4 separate regions of the Homo sapiens genome follow, and regions 2, 3 and 4 are each linked to region 1. The links are chromatin contacts, found by Hi-C or POLR2A ChIA-PET in ENCODE. All regions are on one chromosome and are shown on one strand. Each heading gives the region's core, a stretch centred on a gene start or an enhancer-like site at or near the end of the contact. The rest is flanking DNA. Distances are from core to core; before and after follow the strand shown. Region 1 overlaps MAML3 (mastermind like transcriptional coactivator 3). Region 2 has its middle 74 kb from the start of TBC1D9. Region 3 overlaps MGARP (mitochondria localized glutamic acid rich protein). Region 4 holds the start of TBC1D9 (TBC1 domain family member 9).

Region 1 (3,088 bases), core at 388-2,887:
GTATCTTGTCATAGCAGCCCAAATGGACTAGGGATGCTGCTGAACATCCCAGAGTACGCAGGACGGCCCCCGCCACAGAGAAGAATCTAATTTAAAATGCTGATAGTGCCGAGGGTGAGAAACTCTGGCCTAAATCATCTCTGATAGAGATCCCCAAATTATGATAAAGCAATAACCATTTTAGTCCAAGTGTGTCCTTCACATAAGACTAAGGAGTGGAAGAGTGGAGCTCTGCAAATTGCATTGTTTAAAAATGCAGTCAGACCCTACTTTGGAACATTCTGCCCTTACTGGTAATACTAATTATGAACATATAGATTAAGTCTCCAGATAAGAATTAAAAGGATGTTCTGGCCAGGCGCGGTAGCTCACGCCTGTAATCCCAGCACCTTGGGAGGCCGAGGCGGTTGGATCACCTGAGGTCATGAGTTCGAGACCAGCCCAGCCAACATGGTGAAACCCCGTCTCTACTAAAAATACAAAAATCAGCTGGGTGTGGTGGCATGTGCCTGTAATCCAAGCTACTCAGGAGGCTGAGGCAGGAGAATTGCTGGAACCCAGGAGGCAGATGCTGCAGTGAGCCAAGATCTTGCCACTGCACTCCAGCCAGGGCCACAGAGTGAAACTCCCTAACAAAAAAACAAAAAACAAAAAACAAAAAAAAAACAAAAAAAGGATCTTCTATGCTCTTTTCTGTTCCTACACAGAAATTACAGGAAATTCATCACAGAATCAGTGAACACCAAAGCTGAAAGGGACTGCAGAAGGTAGCACAATGGATCCTCTCACTTTACTGATGGGAGGGGAAGTGGTGCAGACTGAGGTCACAGTCTTGCTTTCAGGCCCCAGCTGGTCAGTTTCAGAGCTTGGATTAGAATTCACTCCATCCCTCAGGTCTGTGCTCCTTCTCCTTGACTCGGAAGCAAATGTGAAGAATGGAGCCCAAGAAGGTTACAAAAAAAAGTCTTTGGACCAAAGTCTCTCTCTTGATTTCAGCCTCAAAGGAAGTGAGCTAATGTGGAGATGCATGGCACTCCTGGCTCCCCATCTTTGGGAGTGGTGAGCCTCCCAAGCACAGGAAGATTCAGCACCAACTCTAGCTGCAGATCTATCCCAAGGCCCAGATTGCATTAGCCAAGACCTCTCCAGGAAGCCTGTTGGAGTGAGCAGAGAAGAGCCTCAACAGGTGGCAAGTGGTCTCAAGTGCCACTTCTCTCTGAAAGGAAAGTCCTGCAAAAATGAAAATCTGCAAATGCTTTAAAAACGAGTGGCAGAGGATGGCGTCTCTGCCCTTTCTCCTCCTGGGTAAAGGGCAGTTGACCCTCACTATGTCTTCCAAATGCCTCCCATGACTTCCCAGCATCAACCACATCAAAAAAAAAGAGAGAGAGAGAGAGCACACAACTGCGCTAGGCATTCACAACATTCTCTTCCTTCAGGGGCTCCAATCTGGGCCCTGGCAGGTTATCAAAGAGACTTGGGTCTCTTTGTCCCCCATCCCTAATCTGTCTTGGTGTCTCTCTTTGGCCCTCCCATGGATGACATCCCCCCCAGAGACCTTGCCAGTCAGCCTGCCCACCTGGCCTCCCCACAGAACTGGCTATATAGCAGGAAACGGATTTGCCACTTCTCCATTTCCAGATGGCACTGAAACAAGTACACATCCTCCTTTCACTTTCAAAGAGCTCTATGACTACTTTCAAAGAGCTCTATGACTACTTTCAAAGAGCTCTATGACTAGTTACCTTAGAGAAACTGACAGAACAAAGGAACAAGCCTGCTTATGTGGTACTAGTAAAATCATAATATCAGCCACTACTTATGAAGCATTTTGTATGTGTCCGGCTCTGTATTAGGTGTTACACCTGCATTATCTACAAGCCTTTCATCAATCCTGCAAGGAAAGTATTAGTTTTACTCCCATTGTAAAGGTGAGAGAACTAAGGATTAGAATGATTTGAGACCACAGAACTTGTAAATAAAATTTTAAACATTTTGGTCTAAGTTGCCTTTCTCTTCAACATGCTAGAAATGAGTCTAGACTTACCTGGCTCATAGCTCCCTCTTTAGCTCTTTTACATGGCATTCATTTAAACATGCCTTCTCACATTTTTCTGCTTGGAGGCAGAGCTTGTCCAACCACCCCTCCATAGACACCACTGCCTCCCAGCTCCATTTGCCCCTGTCTGCTGAGCTCCTTCTATACTGTCCACATGTGTTCTCTAGTTGCTGCTTTAGCTCTATCCATGCCCAGCCACTAACAGTTGGGTTAGTGGTTGCTACGGTTTGAATGTGTCCCCTCAAAACTTCAGGTGTTGCCAATGTGACAGTATCAAGAGGTAACAGGGCCTTTAAGAGGCCATGAAGGCTACTCCCTCATGAATAGCAGTAAGGCCCTTATAAAAGAGGCTTCCCACAGTGTTCAGTTAGCTTGATCTTCTACCTTTCTGCCATGTGAGGACACAGTGTTCCTCCCCTTTAGAAGATGTGGCATCAAGGTACCATCTTGGAGACAGAGAGTAGCCCTCCCCAGACATCTGAACCTGCTGGTGCCGTGATCTCGGACTTCCCAGCCTCTAGAACTGTGAGAAAACAAATTTCTGTTCTTGATAAATTACCCAGTCCTGGGTATGTTGTTACAGCAGCACAAAATGGACTAAGGCAGTGGTTCTCTGGAACAACTGCCAATAGTAAGTAGGAATATCCCATTGTCCCACCCAGGGTCTAGGTGAGTACGGACAGTCTCAGGGCTTGACTGAGCACTGAGCTATTTTCTCTCTGGACTATCTTACTATCTGTTTGGCTGGCCTGCTACAGAGCTTCTGGGATCTGGGCTCTCCCTTTATGCATTCGGCATCTTCCAGAGGCCAAGCCCAGCCCGGACTCCAGCTAGCTGTCTGGAGGCCCTAGTTCAGACAAGCCTCTTTATCTTAGGGCTTGAGGCCTGGCTTCTGGGATCCCTCATGTCATCTGGAAGAAGGATCCTGTTGGCTTTACAACCTCAATACCCACAGACAATAAAGACTGGGTCCACTCTAAGAATCAGTTGTCACCCTCCACCTTGATCCCTGAGAAAATTCCCTTCCCC
Region 2 (3,091 bases), core at 380-2,879, 850 kb after region 1:
TCATGTTGGATTAGGACCTACTATAATGATCTTATTTTTAATTGTAAAGACTGCATCACCAAATAAGATCATATTTTGAGGTCCTGGGAGTTAGGACTCCAACATATGAATTTGGCAGACAGGGGGGCAATTCAGCTTATAACAAGTGGGAAGATTGCTACTCCAGAGTTACAAGGTCTGGGTAGTTCCCAATCCTAGAGAAAAGTGAGCCACCCTCAAAGCATAGAATCTCCTGCGAGTCCGACTGTCTCTGGCTGGTCAGGTGTGCATATCTTAGACCCATCCCTGTGGACATGTGGATGGTTTCTGGAGTGGTGGGGAGCCACAAGTGTTTTTTGTTTGTTTGTTTGTTTGTTTGTTTGTTTTGTAGTATAAGTGGGTGGAGTCAGCTCCTCTTCTCCAGTAACTTCCTCCTTAAGCCACTGTCCAATCAGCAATATAACCTATGGGATTTTCAGTGTTCTAGGGGCAGCTCTGCCAAAAAAGGAGAATGTTTCCTGACTCCCCAAAAGCTAGAGGTCACCTTCATCATAAAGGGTTTTATTTATTTGCTTGTTTCTTTTAATCAAGACAACACCAATAGCAAGAATTTTATGGTCTAGGGATGAGCCAGTGGACTTTATGGAGCTAATGATGTTCCTTGGAAAATCAGAAGCCCACTCAACTATGTTGTTTCTTAGATTCATTCATGTATAGTCAAGCTGGGCTAACTGTTCTTACAATCCCCAAATTTAGTGAATTCACACAATAAAGGTGTATTTTTTGTTCATGTCATCATCCAATTCAGGACAAGGGGTCTCTGCCCCATTCAGTTGTTTGGGGACTCAGGCTTCTTCCACTTGGCTTCTTTGCCATGGGCCTTGGCGTCTTCTACTGGGTCATCTGCATCTGCCTGGCACACGGGGAGAGATGATGTGGAGGGTTGGTGTGGAGATTTTAGAGGACTATCCTGAAAATGGCACCCATGATTTCTGCACATGTTCTATGGGCCAGAACTCTGTCACATGGCCTCTTCTAGATGGAAGAGGCTAGGAAATGTAATCTAAAAGCATGCTCAAGAGAAAGGAAAAGTGGATTTGTTGGGCATCTGACTATTTTCTGCCACAACCTACCCATCCATCCACTTATCCATCTATCAACCTACTTAACATTTTTTTTTTTACACCTATTGTGTGTCAGGCACTTTGTTCATCAGGAGCTCACAGTTTCTGGGAAACAGGCTGAAAAAATGACCTCTACAATAGGGTTGGTGTTACAGGGAGATGTAAATAGGGCACTAGGGAAATATTAAAGAAGGAAAAACTCACTCTGCCTAGGGGTTGGGAAAGCCTTTCAGGAGTGAGGCTTAAACTGGACTTTGAGGAAGAAGTAGGATAGTGCAAGGGCATTCCATAGAAGGAACAGCATGGAGGAAGTCATGGAGTTGTGGAAAAGCATGATGTGTTTGAGAAATAGCTAGTAGTCCAGTGCAGCTGGAGGATAGAGAGTGTTGAGAAACTTCTCCCTCCCTAGGACTTTGGAGTGGCCTAAGAGGATGACTCCAGTCTTGTTGCCACTGGATTTGAATCTACAGTTCATTAGGTTATTATCTACAGTTTCCTGTTTCTTTGTTTCACATAGTTTTTGATCCTCATATGCAACAAACACCTGTCATGGGCCTGAGAATTCTCTAGTTCTAGGGAGAAGCAGAGAATGAAAAGTGGAACAGAGAAAAGGGAGGAGCCCATGTTTTGGTCCAATTCCCCTTGAAGTCTTAAGTTTGAATGTCATAGGTTTACCTTGAAATTTTATTGTGCAAGATTAACTAAATGAACACAATTGCTTTAACAGAATCTGAAGTAAATCAATATCTTCACCTCCCTCTGAAATAAATCAACAGCTGCTGAATATTTTAACATTGACCGCTCCTCTCCCAATTTACATAATTTTGTTATTTTTTATAAGTAAATTTAATGAGGGTCTGTTGGTAGTAAACTTTCTTAGTATCTGTCTATCTATCTATCTATCTATCTATCTATCTATCTATCTATCTATCTATCTATCTATCTATCTGGAAAATGTCTTTATTTAGGCAACAGACTAGGGACCAGGAAGGATGATTAAATATAGGCTCTGCCTCTCTGGTCTATAGCCTGCCTGGTGACATTACTTTCCATTTAGTCTCTCAATACATCTGTATTCTCTTTCAGTGACCATTTATATGAGGCTCTTACAAGTGCTTTATATTCTCCCATGCCAAACCTGTTTTTGATATAACATTTAAGTTAGGAATCTTTTGGAAAATCCTCAAAGAACTGTCCCTTTACCTAAAGGATACATCCAAGAGGCAGGATTGTGGAAGCTGATTTACAAACGGTGAAGCCAATGGAAAAATTGGTTTCTACAAGCCATAATTTAGATTTTACTACTGGCCTATCATTTTTGAAAATAAACCTATAATTGTGGAATATTTTTAGATTTACATTAAAGTTGCAAAAATACAAAGAGTTCACATGTGACTCTTACCAGATTCAGTTTCCCCTAATGCTTTCATTTTGTATTACTGACGTGCACTTATCAAAACTAAATATATACATTGATATGTTACTATTAACTAAACTGCAGACTTTATTTAGATTTCACCATTTTTTTCCCATGAATGCCCCTTTTCTGTTATAGGATCCCACTAAGGATATTATAACATTGCATTTAGTCATCCTATCTCCTTAGTCTCCGCTGGTCTGTGACAGTTTCTCAAAGACTGATCTTGACAGTTTTGAATAGTGCTAGTCAGGTATTTTGTAGAATGTTCCCCAATTTGTCCATTAGACAAATTGTCCAACAAATGGTTAGAGTGGGGTTATAGGCTTATGGTGAAGACTACCACACAGATGAATTACTCTTCTTATCACATCATATCAGGGGATACATTGGTCCATCATTTTAAAGACTCGATTTCTTTGTTGTTGTTGTTTTTTCTCTCGAATCTCATGACAGATTAAGAATTGATTTCTTTTCTTAGAACCTTGAAAGGCCTTTAGGTTACTTCTTTCTTCATATGATATATCCTATGCAAATCTCTCCTGATTTGGCTCCTTACAATCTGCCGACA
Region 3 (3,063 bases), core at 77-2,576, 710 kb before region 1:
CACTACAATTTCCCAACTTACTCCATAGCCAAAACCTTACATGACCCTGCATGATCTAGCCCACCCTGCCTACCCACTCCCTTTCTCTCTGAGACCATCTCTGGCTACTCTCCCTCTTTTTCACTCCACTTTAGCCACACTGGCCACCTCGCAATTCCTCAAATTCCCAGCAGGATCCTGTTTTAGATCCTTTGCCCTTTTCTGTTCCCTTACCTGGCTGATTCCCCTAACTCCTACCATTAGATGGTCCCTTATATATCTTTCAGGTTTCTACGCAAAAGACACCTTCCTAGTAAGGCCTCTTTTGGCCATCCTATCTAAAATTACAACTTCCACCTCAGACTAACACTTACAATCCTTTTATTTTCGTTACTTTTATCCTTAGCACTTATCAGTACCTAACACACTATATCATTTTCTCATTTGTCTTCTTACCTGGTTCCACTCTAGAATATAAACCGGGAGCACTTAAAACAATACCTATTATGTTGTAAGTGCTCAGCTAATATTTGTTGAACACGTGAATGAATGAAAGATTCCTGGCACAAAGTGCTAATCTTCAATAAATATTGTTTGAACTGAACTGAAACAGAAAATATCTACATAGTCCCCTGTGTAAGTACTATAGATGGGAGAGGGCATACATATTGTTACATGCAGGGTTCTCCATAGATTATATGCTCTTTCTTCAATAATATTACGAAAGCCTACATTTCTCATGTGATGTTATGTACCTGTATGTTAATATGTATTATTTGTACATGCAAATATTAGTGAAAAAAGTAGAAGCACCAAAGCTTTTCTAATTTTATTTGACTCAAACTATATTTTAGACCTACATATCATACAATAAAGTAAGCTGAAAGCATAGTGAAATTAAAGTAAATACAGGTTGTATGGATAGCTCAATTTCTTTAATATAAAATGTAAATTCAGAGATGACTGGGATAAAAGAAAAGTGTCTAGAAAAAAAAACCAAAGATGAAACTATTTAAGCTCTTTACTGCAATGTCATATTCTGATCTCAGACAGTAGAAGAGTAGTAAGAAATGTACAATCTCAAGTCTCTCAGTCCTAAAATCTATCAGTGGATGCCAAAAATCTTCAAGACCCATTAACGTTTTCTAGAAAATAAGTCTTTTTTTTTTTAAACTAAGTGTACTAAAAACACAAAAGCACTTATCAGACACCCTATGGCATTTGTTGCTGAAATGTCTACCGGCTGGAGATTAGCCTTGAGCCGAAGCAGCCTCAGAGCCAACACTGGCTTCCTCCTGTAAATCATCTCCAGCAGAGGACTCTGACTCAGCTGGAGAATTTTCTTCTTCTAGTTCAGCATATTCATCAGAGGTTTCGTTCTTTGTTGTATCTTTATCATTATCGATGGTGACAGCTTCATCCAGGGCAGCATTTGTAACCTCTGGGGTTGTTTCAGGGTTTACTTCCGTGGTTTCCCTCGCCGCTGCATCTGTGACCTCTGGCCCGGTTTCAGCACTGACTGCTGTGGTCTCCGGAGCAGCCTCCACGTGACCTGGACAGGCAGATGCCTCTTTTATGACCACAACTGTAGCACTGGGACTTTCTTCAGCATCTACCACCTCAGCTTCCACTATAAGTTCTTCTGGGGCTTCTGAACTTGCTTTCTCAGTTTCCGCAACATTCTCCTTTTCACCTTTAAGAATTAGTCATTAAGCAAGGTATTAATTTAAAGATCGTGGGAAGGCAATGAAACACTGCGGTCGTTTAAACACCTAAGACAGAACTACATGCACTGATGTGTAACAGTCTTCAAGGTAGACTCTCAAGTGAAACAGCAAAAAAAGAACAATGTATACAGTCTGCTACTATTGTTAGGGCAAAATGAGGTTGGAGCAGGAGGGGGGTAAGTTGTATGCCTAGATAATTGTATTTGCAAAAACTCTCCAGGAGGATTCCAAGAAACTGGTTCTATTGGTTGCCTCTTGGAGGGAAAATGGGGGATCTGCTTTTCTGTAAACTCTTTGAACTTAAAAAAAAACACACTTGAATATATTACTTAGGCAAATATGAAGAATACAAAAATAAGTAGCTATCCTATTCACCTTTCATATGAGACAGCATGGAAGAGTAGCCAAGTTCCTAGCTGGTGACTCAGAAATCACTAATCCTCTCTCAATCTCATTTTTGTCATCTGTAAAATAGGGTATTGATAATATCTACTGCACAGGGTTATTGTAAAGATTAATTAAAATACTGTATATGAAAAGGGGATTAAAATAAAAAGTTCTATGCAAATGCTTATTAGTATTATAAACAACCGCATGATTATATTCAATAATATGTATTGATGATATTCTGTTTCTTATTATTGTCATGACAGGTTAAAACTGATTCATAAGCCCCTAATATCTCTATCCCTAAATAGTGATCATAGTAATTGATAATAATAGCTTGGAAAAAAGTATGGTTTAAAGCAAGAAGTGGCTAGGCATAGTGGCATATGCCTGTAATCCCAGCACTTTGGGAGGCTGAGGCAGGAGGGATCACATGAGGCCAGGAGATCAAGACCAGCCTGGGCAACATAGTGAGACCCTGTCTCTGCAAAACATAAAAAATAAATTTGCTGGGTGTAGCGGTGCATGCTTGTAGTCCTAGTTGCTTGAGAGGCTGTGATGGGAAGATTGCTGGAGCCCAGGAGTTCAAGGCTGCAGTAGGCTATGATTGCACCACTGCACTCCAGCCTGGTTGACAGAGGGAGAGCCCGTGGAGGGAAGGGGGAAAGGAAGGGGGAAGGAAGGGAGGGTGGGAAAAAGAAGTGTAGGAAGGAAGGAAAGAGTGAAAATATAAAGTTTCTGTTCCCATGGTCACCATTTTATCAACTGAAGGACTCATTATACACAACTGATTCTATTATGTCAAATGTACCTTGTTTGCACAAAGGCACACAGGTGGTCTTAGCCAAAACTGAAAGATAATTTGTTATATTATTATTTTTAGATAATGAGAAAAATGAAAGCTCATGCCTGCATGGGTGGATGCCTGAGCAGGGGAAAATAATATTACCACACAAAGGAGTCAAAAGTC
Region 4 (3,175 bases), core at 558-3,057, 780 kb after region 1:
GCACTCCAGCCTGGGCGACAAAGCAGGACTCTGTCTCAAAAAAAAAAAAAAAAAAAAAAAAAAAAAGGACAATGTGGGCTGATTCCAATATTAGATATGTAAATTACATATTAACATTTAGAGTTAGATAACTTCTACAAAATGACCTGGAAAATCCTGGTATCAGATCACTAGTAAGTATTTCCAGAATGGGGTCTGGAGCTCTGCAGATTTATCTTTTCTGGTAGAATCAAGATCCTTCAAACATACCAGTATACATTGTACCACATGACACCTGAATTTTAATCTTAAGAAAATTAGTTTATAAATATAATCATAAGTAAATACATATATCAAGAATCTTTATTTCATAGCACAGCATTTGAAAGCAACAATTTACCTATTGTGCAAACTCCAGGTGATATATGAGGTTGATATAAGCTCAACTCTGAGGAGGGTCAAAGTTCATCTCTTTTTTGCAGTCTCCTTTCTAGTGAAACCTCTACTATTTCTTCTGCTAACTTTTTCACTGTAAAAAGTATTCCAGTTCTGTTCATTCTAAATAACACAGAGATGGAGAAGGTCCAATTTCTCTAGTATGGTATGAGTTCGAGATTATTTCTAATATGGCACTACTTTGGATATGGGTCTGACTGATCTTATTATCCTGAATGATATGACATGGCTTCAGCAACAATTACAATAATACCTTGAAGGGAGGGGGTTTAGGGAAGAAGTGATTGAGCAAAAATAGTTAAAATGCAGTTATACAGCCAATTATTTTTACAACTAGAACCAGACAATTTGCTTTGCTTTATGTCTAATTAGGTGAAACAAAAAAATTCCTGTTTCCGTATTCATTCTCTTCGGTCATAACTCATATAGGAAATGACCACATCAGTTCCTTACTTATCGCTTCCCTGGAAACAAAAGAGCATTTTATACCTGATCCTGCTGTTGCCAGTAAAGAAAGTGGAGCAAAAATTAACCTTCTTCCATCCCTCTTTTCCATTTGGAAAACAATATTTTTAAGGGGGGGAGGGGAAGGGAATGATGCATTCAATATATAGGGGATAATACATTCCCTCCGCCCCAGACTCACTCTTTCCCATTCTCCTCAACATATCCACTTAAAGAGCGCTCAGTACGCTGAGGGCCCCAAGCCTGACAGAGTCAAAAAAAGAAGCATCTCTGCCCAACCTGAACATCACGACTCTCGATGCCTCGCATACAACGAGGCAGGGCGGGTCGCCCAGCCCCAGGGGACCGGGCGGCGTCTCCCGAGCCTGCAGCCCAGGCCGCGGGCGGCGCCGCAGCGCTCCCGGCTCCCCTCCTGCAGGGATCGGCCACGGTCCTTACCCGCCAGTCCGCCGCCGCCGCCTCCATCGCCGGCGTGGCCCTTCCTCCGCTGCAGGATGAAGTATGGGTTGGCCCTCTCGGTGATCCACAGCGCGTTGGCCAGCAACACCTCCTCCGGGTTCACCCACATGGTCCTGGCTGCCGCGGGCGGGCGCACAATGGGCCCGTGGGTCCAGTCCTGCACCCACCACCGCGACAGGCGCGCACTCCTGGGCACACGCGCGCCCGCCCGCCCGTCCGCTAGGTGCGGCGGCGGCGGCGGCAGGCGACTTCAGGGGGTGGCCCGCGGCGTCCGGGCCACAACAAAGCCCCAGCAGGCGGCCCGGGAGGACGGTGAGGACGCGGGCGCGGCAAGCAGCATCCTCCCCGCGGCGTCGCCGCCCCGCGAGAGCCCGCGGCCGCAGACGCCCGGCCTGGCACTCTGCAGCCCGGCTCCCGGCCCACGGCGGCGGGAGGAGCGGGAGGAGGAGGAAGAGGAGGAGGAAGGGAGCGGGAGGAGGAGGAAGTGGTATAGCTCAGTCCCGGGATCCGGCTCAGCGCCAGGCAGGGCTAAGGGCCACCCGAGCGGATTCGGCCCCGCGGTCAGGGCCAAGCTGGGCTCCGGCGCTGCTGCTCCCGCGGCGCCGACTGGAGCTCCAGAGCCCCTCCCGTCTCTACCTGCTCGAGCTCCCGAAGTCGCCGCGCCTTAACGCGCCGTGTCGGGGCCGCAGGCGCCACTAGGGAAGCCCAGCTCCCCGCTGGAAGGACGCTCCGGACACTGCGAATGAATGACGACAACGCGGCTCACTTGGAGCGGGTCCGGGTTTGTGCGGACTCGGTACCACCGCGGGCTCCGCGCGCCGAGCTGAGCAGCTGTGGCTGGCTTCGGGGGAACCTTCGGGGGAAGCTCCTGGGGACCGTGTGCCAAGCACTGGGCCCGACGCCCATCCCAGCAGGGAGGACGCCGCCAGCCTGCGTGGGTGCGTGTGTGCTGTTTGTGTTTAAGGTTGACGCTCTATGGGATAGCGCCACCCCTTTTCCCAGGAAAAGTGTTTCAAGGTTCCAGACCTGGAGCTCGGTTAGAGACCCGGGGTCGGAAGCCAACGCAGCCAATGGTCGTCGATGTTTTTGTTTCCTGCATCCCCAGGGCAAGTCATGCGCTAAACTTGTCACCGCTTGTGACCCCTCCCCCCTCTCCATTCCATTGTAATTAAAGTGGCCTAGCTAAGTGCATTACATCACTTCTTTCCTTGACCTGTAGGGCGTGAGCAATAGAGAAGTTGGAAGCGGCCCAAAAGCTTAGACCAACTAATTCACACCACAGCTGTTCCTATATCGCATTTGGGGCTTCGAAAACTGGGCATGGCAGAATTTTAAAATTTATCCACTCTTGGTAGATGGATTTTTTTTTTAATCAGTGAAACCAGAAACACACAAACCAGGGCAGCTTTATCCCTAGACAGTTTCAGTTTCCCCAAATACTTCGAGCTTCCAGTGGTGATCACAGCCCATCTGCCTACATATCTGATGACCATTTTTTTTTCCTCCCGCCCAGGAGATCTGGAGGATAGTTCAGCCAAAAAAAAAAAAAAAAAAAAAAAAAAAAAAGTTCCTCTTCCCAAATGATGGGAATTTAGCAGACTCTGCTTTGTTGTGGATGCTGGGCAATCCTAGGGACTTTTCCCTTTCCAAATGAGCAGAGATTCAAATGAAACCTTCTTGTGTGGGCTTCAAAATTGTGACTTTTGTAGCTCCGACTTGAATTGTTGAATTCCTTCAATTAGTCGAATGAGCAAATCACCAGCCATTCTAATGAGACTGCCATTTCATCTGTTCGCTTCCTACCGCTTGGGCTCTC

The links. Hi-C counts contacts between places; a loop is a spot of excess contacts on that map. ChIA-PET counts read pairs that join two places held with the same protein, here RNA polymerase II (POLR2A). Pooled maps may share reads with other maps.
Region 2: a loop to region 1 is called in a map with no recorded cell type, with 15 times the contacts of the local background. The contact joins two enhancer-like sites. A Hi-C loop is called at or near these places in 2 of 37 single-sample maps with no recorded cell type and 2 of 50 pooled maps. POLR2A ChIA-PET finds 5 or more read pairs at or near these places in 1 of 52 experiments (OCI-LY7).
Region 3: a loop to region 1 is called in a map with no recorded cell type, with 11 times the contacts of the local background. The contact joins two enhancer-like sites. A Hi-C loop is called at or near these places in 7 of 37 single-sample maps with no recorded cell type and 4 of 50 pooled maps.
Region 4: a pooled map shows a loop between it and region 1 (2.1-fold over the local background). The contact joins the promoter of TBC1D9 here to the enhancer-like site in region 1. A Hi-C loop is called at or near these places in 3 of 37 single-sample maps with no recorded cell type and 2 of 50 pooled maps.

The regions. Positions count from the first base shown.
Region 1 is chr4:139,977,239-139,980,326 of GRCh38, forward strand. All of the region lies in intron 1 of MAML3 (mastermind like transcriptional coactivator 3), which reads right to left. Among named protein-coding and RNA genes, the nearest start is that of MAML3-AS1, 150 kb to the right of the region's middle. RefSeq lists an enhancer at 1,867-1,916. Within about 2 kb of position 1,638, at least 2 of the 41 ENCODE cell types and tissues checked have a DNase peak (open chromatin) inside an H3K27ac peak, as active enhancers do.
Region 2 is chr4:140,828,407-140,831,497 of GRCh38, forward strand. No RefSeq gene overlaps it. Among named protein-coding and RNA genes, the nearest start is that of TBC1D9, 74 kb to the left of the region's middle. Within about 2 kb of position 1,630, at least 3 of the 41 ENCODE cell types and tissues checked have a DNase peak (open chromatin) inside an H3K27ac peak, as active enhancers do.
Region 3 is chr4:139,265,370-139,268,432 of GRCh38, forward strand. It overlaps MGARP (mitochondria localized glutamic acid rich protein), which reads right to left. Exons shown (of 4, transcript NM_032623.4): 4 at 796-1,672. The coding sequence ends at 1,230. Among named protein-coding and RNA genes, the nearest start is that of MGARP, 13 kb to the right of the region's middle. RefSeq lists enhancers at 778-1,977, 1,316-1,645 and a silencer at 1,786-1,885. Within about 2 kb of position 1,327, at least 24 of the 41 ENCODE cell types and tissues checked have a DNase peak (open chromatin) inside an H3K27ac peak, as active enhancers do.
Region 4 is chr4:140,754,578-140,757,752 of GRCh38, forward strand. TBC1D9 (TBC1 domain family member 9) reads right to left here and starts at 1,808. Exons shown (of 21, transcript NM_015130.3): 1 at 1,339-1,808. The coding sequence starts at 1,468. RefSeq lists a silencer at 1,161-1,850 and enhancers at 1,506-2,148, 2,149-2,790, 2,281-2,330.